2 separate regions of the Homo sapiens genome follow, and region 2 is linked to region 1. A link is an interaction called in ENCODE POLR2A ChIA-PET data of the cell type or tissue named here. Cell type or tissue: PC-9. All regions are shown on one strand. Each heading gives the region's core, and the rest is flanking DNA. Links, peaks and the distances in the headings are about the cores only. Region 1 overlaps SLC9A4 (solute carrier family 9 member A4). Region 2 holds the start of SLC67A2 (solute carrier family 67 member 2).

What was found. Peaks named below come from ENCODE experiments on the same cell type or tissue, not always from the same donor. Only the 100,000 strongest peaks of a DNase experiment are listed, where the experiment ranks them.
Region 2: POLR2A ChIA-PET joins it to region 1 with 8 read pairs; 2 of 35 experiments call an interaction of 5 or more read pairs at or near these places.

The regions. Positions count from the first base shown.
Region 1 is chr2:102,511,658-102,515,988 of GRCh38, forward strand. It overlaps SLC9A4 (solute carrier family 9 member A4), which reads left to right. Exons shown (of 12, transcript NM_001011552.4): 7 at 546-616; 8 at 2,433-2,594. Among named protein-coding and RNA genes, the nearest start is that of SLC9A4, 41 kb to the left of the region's middle. In PC-9, for the core only: no CTCF peak of the experiment used is centred there; a DNase peak (open chromatin) is centred at 2,604; H3K4me3 peaks cover 362 bases; H3K27ac peaks cover 2,651 bases.
Region 2 is chr2:102,734,277-102,738,618 of GRCh38, forward strand. SLC67A2 (solute carrier family 67 member 2) reads right to left here and starts at 2,612. Exons shown (of 6, transcript NM_032718.5): 1 at 2,370-2,612. The coding sequence starts at 2,534. It also overlaps a transcript of TMEM182 not described here. RefSeq lists a silencer at 2,519-2,728. In PC-9, for the core only: no CTCF peak of the experiment used is centred there; DNase peaks (open chromatin) are centred at 2,105 and 2,615; H3K4me3 peaks cover 3,006 bases; H3K27ac peaks cover 1,541 bases.

The DNA of each region.
Region 1 (4,331 bases), core at 332-4,331:
CTTAAGTGGTCATATGTAATTACTCAGATCAAACGAGCATATTAAAATGAGAGATACTTTGTTATTCTATGTTATAGTAGAATATTAACAGAATTATATTTTCAGAAATTATATGATTGGATAACAGTGTGTTCTTTTCTTCTGCAATGAAATTAAAAGTAAGTTATTACAATTATTTAATAATATCTTAAATATGATATATTTTATTATTATTAATTATCCTCCGAGTGATTTCAGTAATGAGAAATTTCCTAGATCATTCTAGAAAAGTATTATCCAAAGCAAATGCCAGGTGCCCTGTTTTCATTACGTATTATGTGAATTATGAAGAAACTTATCTACAGAGTCTTTAAACCAAAGTTGAAATTACTATGAAATTACTATGAAAGGCACCAAATATTTTATTACATGAACACAGTGATAGAAAGTCAGATAGGCTCCAGAAAATTAAAGGCTCCTTTGTTTTTTAAAGTGTCTTAGTTGTCCTGTGTGTCTTTCAGAGTTCGCGTTTCTCCAGCAATCATTTTCTTGTGTTTGTTTGGCAGCTGATGGATCACTTAAAGGCTGGAATCGAAGATGTGTGTGGGCACTGGAGTCACTACCAAGTGAGAGACAAGTAAGGAGGCTGAGGGTTTCACTCCCTGACAAACTTCTAAAGGTTCCATTGGAAGCTGGGCATAAAATCAGAGAGAATTCAGGGAATGGAGACCAAGAAGATAAAGTGCTCCTGAGCCATCCCCTACAGGAAGTGGTTGAAATTCCAGGGCATGCTAAGCCTGGAAAATGAAGAATTGTCAGGTGGAAGACGCAGTTGACTTGGTGTAGGTTGTTTCAGAGAGAACTGGTACAGCTAGTGGGTAGAAATTAGAAAAGTAATATTTAAGTTAAAAACAAGGACAAGGTTCCCAATGATAAGATCAGCTCTACCACGGAATGGCCAGCTTAGAAAAGGAGTTTAGAAAGGGAGCTTGGTGCCTCCTTAGGAATCCTGGCAAGGGATTCCTCCATTGTTGGGGAGGCCATGGTGGAAGATCTTTAAGATTCTCAAATATAGTAATTCTTTTTTAAAATGCCCAAATCCCTCTTCTTCACCATATCTCACCTTTCAGAATGTATTGTTTTACTGGACTTAGTTTCCAGTTCAGGAGGGAGGTTGCGGCTAGAGTTGTCAGTGAGTAGCTGGAAGCTCACTGAGGATGGGGCTCTGAGAAGCTCTCACTCTCGTGGCGCAGGCAAGGAAAAGAAAGTGCGGAAGGAGATTGAGAAGAAGTGGTCAGAGAGGCTGGCAGCGAAGCACGAGCGAGTCAGGGTGTGGAGGGCGCAGAGGGGAGGACCCAGCACGTCAGGAGACACAAAGCATCCAGTATGGGAAGAATGAGGGCAGCCTCTGGAGTTGAACAGGGCAAGGTCAAGGCGAGCTCAGTGAGAAGAAAGTCAGGGAGGGTGTTATGGTTGGGGAGGTGATTACCGTGGGCTGAGAATACACAGGAACCGCGGCTTCTCATGAGGGCAGAAAACTAGAAGACAGAAGATCGACCCAGTTGGAATAAGAGGAGGCCTGGTCTGAGCCGAGCTGGGACAGCAAAGCTCAGGAAGCCAGCCCCTAACCCTGGAGGGGCTTAGCACCTCACAGACCAGGAAACCAATTGCCAGATAATAAACCAGCAGCCCGGAAAGCTATGTGCCCCTCTGGAAAATAAAGCAGGCGGGCAAACTACTCTTTGAATGTAAAATGATTGAAAGTGTTGAAAATTCCAACTCCAAACAAATGGCTGACTCTGAAGGCACCATATGCATAGCGCAGCTCAGTCGAATGGGCTGGCCAGAGGTTCCTTACAATAGTCAGCGGCCATCAGTCTCGCCTATTCAGAATCTCCATCATTCAGGCTATTGGGACATACGTAGGGTTTTTTTCTTCCCCTTAATTGGTAGGATTCAAAATGATCTGCAGCATAATGGGGCAAAACTACTGTAACTACCGGGCCATTTAAACTTATTGGGTTCTGGTTGAATAGGCCAGTATTACTGTAAGTGCAGCTGCCGCTGTTATGCGCTATTAGAATGGAACACTTATTCAAAAGCTTCAGCCCCCTCATTTCTTCTCTTACAATTGGAGCTGAGCTGGGCTGGGCCTCCCCCGCGCCTCACTTATGCACACTTTTTGCCCTGATTGCAGCTTGTCCCTTCCTTTTGTTTAGCTGATTTTCAATGTATTCAGGCCAGTAGGCCATTCTTTTTTTTTATTTTAAAAAATGCATAAATGCTATGAATTTTTTTAAAAAATGTGTTCAAATGCTATGAATTCCAGGCACTGTCCTGATGTTTCTTCAGAATAAAGTTAAGTAGTAAGTAGTTTGTTTCAAGAGAAATGCATACTTAATGTAACACATACAGACGTTCAAGATTTCCAAAATGTTGGTTTTCATTTTTAGGTTTAAGAAGTTTGATCATAGATACTTACGGAAAATCCTCATCAGAAAGAACCTACCCAAATCAAGCATTGTTTCTTTGTACAAGAAGCTGGAAATGAAGCAAGCCATCGAGATGGTGGAGACTGGGATACTGAGCTCTACAGCTTTCTCCATACCCCATCAGTGAGTCATATCTGTTCTTTGTTCTAAACTTTCACTGTCAGAATTCCAAGGGGCGCTGACTCATTGCCTCATTTAAAGGTATACGAGGAGTAAAGAGGCAGAAATATAAAGAAGAAATTATTTTTAAAATATGTAATCTAAGTCTTGGCATTTTTATGGCTTGGCCCAAGCTCACATATTTTACCTAGTTTCTGAAAATTACTTTCTAGCAAATGTTGCTTCCTTAGAGTTGTATGACATCTTTCTTTGGGAGGGAAGGGCAAGCGAATGTGTAGAATTGCAGCATATTTTACAAGACTGTCTCATTTTCCTCTTGACATGACCCCCGTGCATGTGATTCTGTCCTTCCTACCATTATGTTTCTTCCCATAAGCCATTTCTCTTCCTCTTTTACATGAGAGATGAGTTAACTTTCTGAGATGATAACTTGGATTTGGGAAGGAGTGATGAGAGCAAGAGGTGTGGTCATTGGTGGTCTATGTAAAGAGAAAGTTGTGTTTGTAATTGCATCTAAGGCGAAGGTCTACATGAGATTGTGAAATTTGTCTTGAGTCTATGTGAGACCAGCTTGGAGTAGAAGCAGGGAGTTGCCTGGATTCCTGGGGAACAGGGAGTTGTGGAAGCAGGACATAGGGAGGGGTGATACTGGAATATAAACCCATCATTACAAGACGATTTTCTATGCAACGTGGTAGAGCCTCTGGTAGCCACTTGTCCCAAGAGCTGGCTAAATACTTCTTAAAGCTGTTTTAACTCTGACATTTAATGAGAGCCCCTTCAATGTCAAAAGAACTCATTAATTTCCCAAAGATGCCCAGTTTTTCTCCAACAACTGATTTATTGGGAAAATTAATCACAACATATATTTAGGATAAGGAACATGGGCCCCCTCCATCCTGTTGTCTTCAGCAGGTAAAAACACTTGATCATATGCTTCAATTATGTCTTCACATTTAAAAAGGAAGTTGGAAGAAGAGCTAAGAATAGGTAGCAATAAATTTGTCTCTATTGCCTGAGTGTTATTTCTGAGATAACACCTTCATCCCTTGCCTGCTAATAAATCAGAAACACCCTTGCATTTCTTACATGGCCTGAGAAGAATCCTAACTAAAAGTCACTAAGAAATAAGGCAGAAAGCTTTGTATTATACTGAGATAATCCCTGAGGATATCTCAGTATAATACAAAGCTTTCTGCCTTATTTCTTAGTGACTTTTCTTTGAGGGTGGTGGAGGGGTTGTCGGTTTGTTTTGATGCTGCTCATCACATGGCTTTAAGGAAACTTCTGATATTAAAATGGAAAAGTGTTGACAGATATATACTGGCAGTGCTCTGCTGCATCATGGTGGAGCCCCAGGCAAAGGAAACATCAGGCATATCGATCCTCTATTATTTAAAATGTTGATATTATATTCATCAGTAATTTTTTGCATTGACCTTTATATCTATAAATATTGCATTTAAATCTGACTTACCTTAGTTACTGAGTTTTTTGCAACCCCCTTGCATTTGACACCTTTGATCCAATCCTGTCTGTTAAGACACCTCCTATGTGCCAGCCACCTTGAAGCAGACACAGGCCTTGCCCTCATGGACACCATACTCTGGTAGGGTCATGACGTTAACAAAAAAGGCCACACAAACATAATCATAAAGAATAGAGAGCTACGCAAGTCTATGAGAGGTGCACCTCACCTGGGCTCCTTGCCTTTGACCTGCTCACTGAAGGATGAATGCT
Region 2 (4,342 bases), core at 343-4,342, 220 kb after region 1:
ATGGGATGGAAAACAAATCTCACCAAGTATCTGGAGGAAAAAAGTGGTTGAAATAATAGATCTCATCACCATCTAAGCATCCTAAACAAAACGGGCCTCAAGGGTCATCTTGGTCTTCCCTCCTAAACAAATTAAAACTTGGAAGTACGGATAACTGCTAAAACAGAACAATTTGGCAAATGACTTCTCTAAGCTTGTTCCCTTCCTCTCCCATTCAGAAACCATTTGTCCAAGAATCTTAGAGGTCTCTACATCCCTAAATATGTCAAAAAAAAACTAAATTATGTATAATGTTCCTTAGATGTTACCTAACAATCATCTGTTAGGTAGCTTTATGTGACTTTCATGTAAAGCTTCATATATTTAATTGTTTACAATATTTTCCATTAAAAAAATCCCTACTCTTTCAACTTTTGGGAAACCATAAACTTTTCCCTTAAGATATGAGACACCTAATGGTTCTCTTGAATACATTATTAAAGTTATTAAAATTCTGTATCAGGCTTGCTAGATTAGACTTGCCAAATACACAGCATAAAGAAAACATATGATAAATTGTGAATATTCAAATCTGTATTGGAAGGCTGACCTTAACAAATGATCTGCGAATTGCTTTGTTTTATTCTAATACTAAAACTACTTTGAATTCTAAGTCAAATTCTCTGAACCCTAGTCTGGACTTTCCAGGTAAGGGCTCAAATGTTTTCATCTGGCTGAACCAGCCCAAGTCCCTTCTGAGACAGGACAGCAGTAGCTTGGGACCCATAACTAAAAAGGCTGGATGTCAGCCAACTCCTCTCCAAGAACCACCCATACTCACTGGTTGTGAATTCTAGGTGCCTAGACTGAAAAGTAGAAGAAGCATCCCCATGCTGAGAATGAACTACTAGATTAAAGGAATAGTGGTCAGAAGGAGTGCCAGTCTCTGAAGTTAAAGGCATGGAGCTGGAGGGTGGATCCTGCAATGGCCTAGAGGCAGAGAAATCCTCTCTAAAAAGCCGCCCTCCCTGAAGACCTTGTGTTTCTGGGCTTGCAGCAATTTGATGAACATGCTTTCATGGTGATCTTAACTATTAACTCAACATAGAGTTGCTACCAACTGAACGCCTTGCATGGAGGTGGTGGCATGGAGAGTGCATGAAACTGGGAGAAGTGGTGGTCTTGATCTGCATCTGGGCAGAAAACGATGACTCCCTGCCAGGGCCCAGTGCCATCAGATACTATCTTCAAGGCCTCAAAGGCAGCCTTCTCCCATTGACACTTATCGCAGCTTCCTTACCCTCAAGATACTGGATTAGCTCACACTCAGGGCTGAATCAGGCCTAGCCTTGGAAAGGGAGGAGTGCAGAGGTGGATCTAGGGTTCTTGCAGATAATGGCCCAGAAACTACCAACATCAGCTTACTTGTAAGACTGAATTCTTCTGTGGCAGAACTGTGGATTACAATAGTGAAGCTCCGCAGCACCTGCCACATGGCAGGTGTTCAGAAATGCCATGAATCAGCTTACTAAACTTTCCATTCTACGTGGGAAATTAGCACTCAGGGAGCAAACCAGGACACGCGCGCGCGCACACACACACACACACACACACGATGAAACCAAACCGCCATTGTGCAATGCACACCCTTTGTCCAAAGGTAGATGGGTACAATTCACTCTGATCTGCATTTTTAAACATTCAAGTCAACCGAGAGCTCTAGTGAAAATGCACCCAATTCTGTACAAGTGGGGTCATCAACAGCGGCTTCTCCAGCCTGGTCTGGTAAAAAAGCAAACCACAGGCACACACATCATGATGAAACCAAACCTACGCTGTGCAATGCGCAGTTTGTCGAAAGGCAGATGGGTAAAATTCACTCTGATCTGCATTTTTTAATATTTAAGTCAACCAAGAATCCTAGTGAAAATGTGCCTAAATCTGTCCAAGCGGGGTCAAGAGCGGCCTCCCCTGCCTGTTCTGGTAAAAAGGCTTGCGTGTCCCTACCTCACCAGCAGCCGCACAGCAGCTGGGCTTTTCCAAGCTTGCCCACACCCCTGTTCTCCGCCCTGCAAAAGCTGCACCTGCCACAGCATTTAACACCTGGTCACACCTGAGGTTGGTACCAGGGCTTCTCAAAAGGCAGGGAAGGGAAGACGTTCCGCGAACGGGGTGCAAGAGAAAGCGCGAGGGGCAATAAAGCAGTGTGGCCAGATGCAGACTGAAGTGGGTGATAGGGCAAGAGGAGAGCTTGATAGGTAGTGAGGCACTCACCAGGCGGACTGCGGGTTCCCACTCCCTGGGAGCTCCCCGGAAGCTCCAAGAACCGCCTGGGTCCCCAGGCCCGAACACAGTCAGCACTTGCTCCCAGCCCCCACGCTCGCACTCACCAAGAAGCCCACCAAGTAGAGACAGAGCAGGAAGCGGCGGGCTCCGACGGCACCGGAGTCGGCAGCCTCCGCCTCGGTTCCTGTCTTCTGCTCCTGTTTCCGCTCTGCGGTCTCCGAGACCAGCCTCGGGGCCGAGTTCATGTCCCAGTGACCCCCAAGCTCCATACCCGCGCCGGCCGGGGGTCGGACGCAGCAGCAGCCGCGGACCTACCCCGGGAGCCCAGCCCCGCCCCGAGCGGAAGCAGGAGGCGCGCGCCTGCGCAGAGAGAGGGGGCGGGTGCTACCTGGCAGCTCCGCGGGTGCGTGGCCGGTGCTGGCTGGGAGTTCTGGTCTCAGGCAAGGTGGGGACTGGGCACATCATCAATACGGTAAGCACACACCAGTTTGTGATGATAATGATGATGCTCTTTGTTTCCTCTGGGTACAGACCCTGCTGCCCCTATCGTTGGAGGACAGGAGGGAATTGTATTGAGCTTCACTTCCTCCTATGGAGTTGTGCTAGGAGGTGACCAACTCCAGCTTGAAGATCCACAGACCCTGGCCACCAGTTGGTTGTGACAGACCTAGGATACGTTAACGTGGCTCTCCAAGCTTTCGTTTGCCTATTTAAAAAGCAGTAGGAAATAATGTAGTCCAACTTCTAGAGGTGTGAGAATTCTACACATGCTTCTTAAGATCCTTTCTGGTGCAGTGCAATGTGAACAAACCATAGATGGTCTATGCCTGAGTTGAGATTACAGTCTCATGGAGTAAAAATAATAAGCACGCAGTAAATAAACATAAATAAAAATACTAAACATGCAATGAAAAAGCATAAAATAAGTAAAATAATATGGTGATAATATAAAGAAGCACGGTCTTGATGTGGAAAGTAATGAGGTGGGGAGTGAGCTACTTTAGAAAAGCAGTTTGGAGGAGGTGACATGTAAGCTGAGAAGAGTGGAAAGAAGATATGTGTGGCTGAAACTTCCTCATCAAACTGAGAGGTCAGCAGGAGTGCAGACCATTTAGGACCCAGAAGGCCATAACAGAGATTTGGGGTTTATTCTGAGTGCAGTGAAAGGAATTAAGTGAGTGCATGACACCAAAAGATGCCTTTAAATTACTTAGCAAAGCCCATGACACATGGTAAGTAATAAATGTTAACAATAGTGACTAGCCCCTCTTTTCTTTAGAACTTGTTATTTATTCCTCTTTCACTGTGGGATCAAGAAGACTCTGACATTTTACTGAGATTTTGCTCAAAATCTCAATTTACTTGTGTAGGTTGCTAATTCTGAGATCTGTTAAATTCAGTGTTGCAAAGTTTCTCATGGGAGGTGGCACTGAATAGGGAGAAGTGGAATACTGATACTTAGAATTAAGACATATAATTGAATCCAGGTGAAACTGTCAATCGTGAACCCCCAAGTTATTCTGAGACTCCTTTGCAGGAGAACTAGTTTGCTCTCCTATAGCTGAGGAAACTAGTCTTTTTGTGCTTGAAATTTTGTGAGTAACTCATCTGGGAAAGGCGCCTTGAAAGGGCTGCTCATGTTAACCCATTAAAACCACTCACTGTGGCTACTAAATACATAGCTAGGGTGAAATTTTAGCATGCTCTGGTGACAGGTACACATTATAACCTAGGAGGACATCTCATACACGCCAAAAGAATTGGAAGTCACGGCCAGGCGCGGTGGCTCACACCTGTAATCCCAGGACTTTGGGAAGCCAGGGTGGGCAGATCACAAGGTCAAGAGATCGAGACTATCCTGGCCAACATGGTGAAACCCTGTCTCTACTAAAAATACAAAAAATTTAGCTGGGCGTGGTGGTGCGCGCCTGTAGTCCCAGCTACTTGGGAGGCTGAGGCAGGAGAGCTTGAACCCGGGAGGCAGAGGTTGCAGTGAGCTGAGATCGCCCCACTGCACTCCAGCCTGGCAACAGAGGGAGACTCTGTGTAAAAATAATAATAATAAAAGATTTGGAAG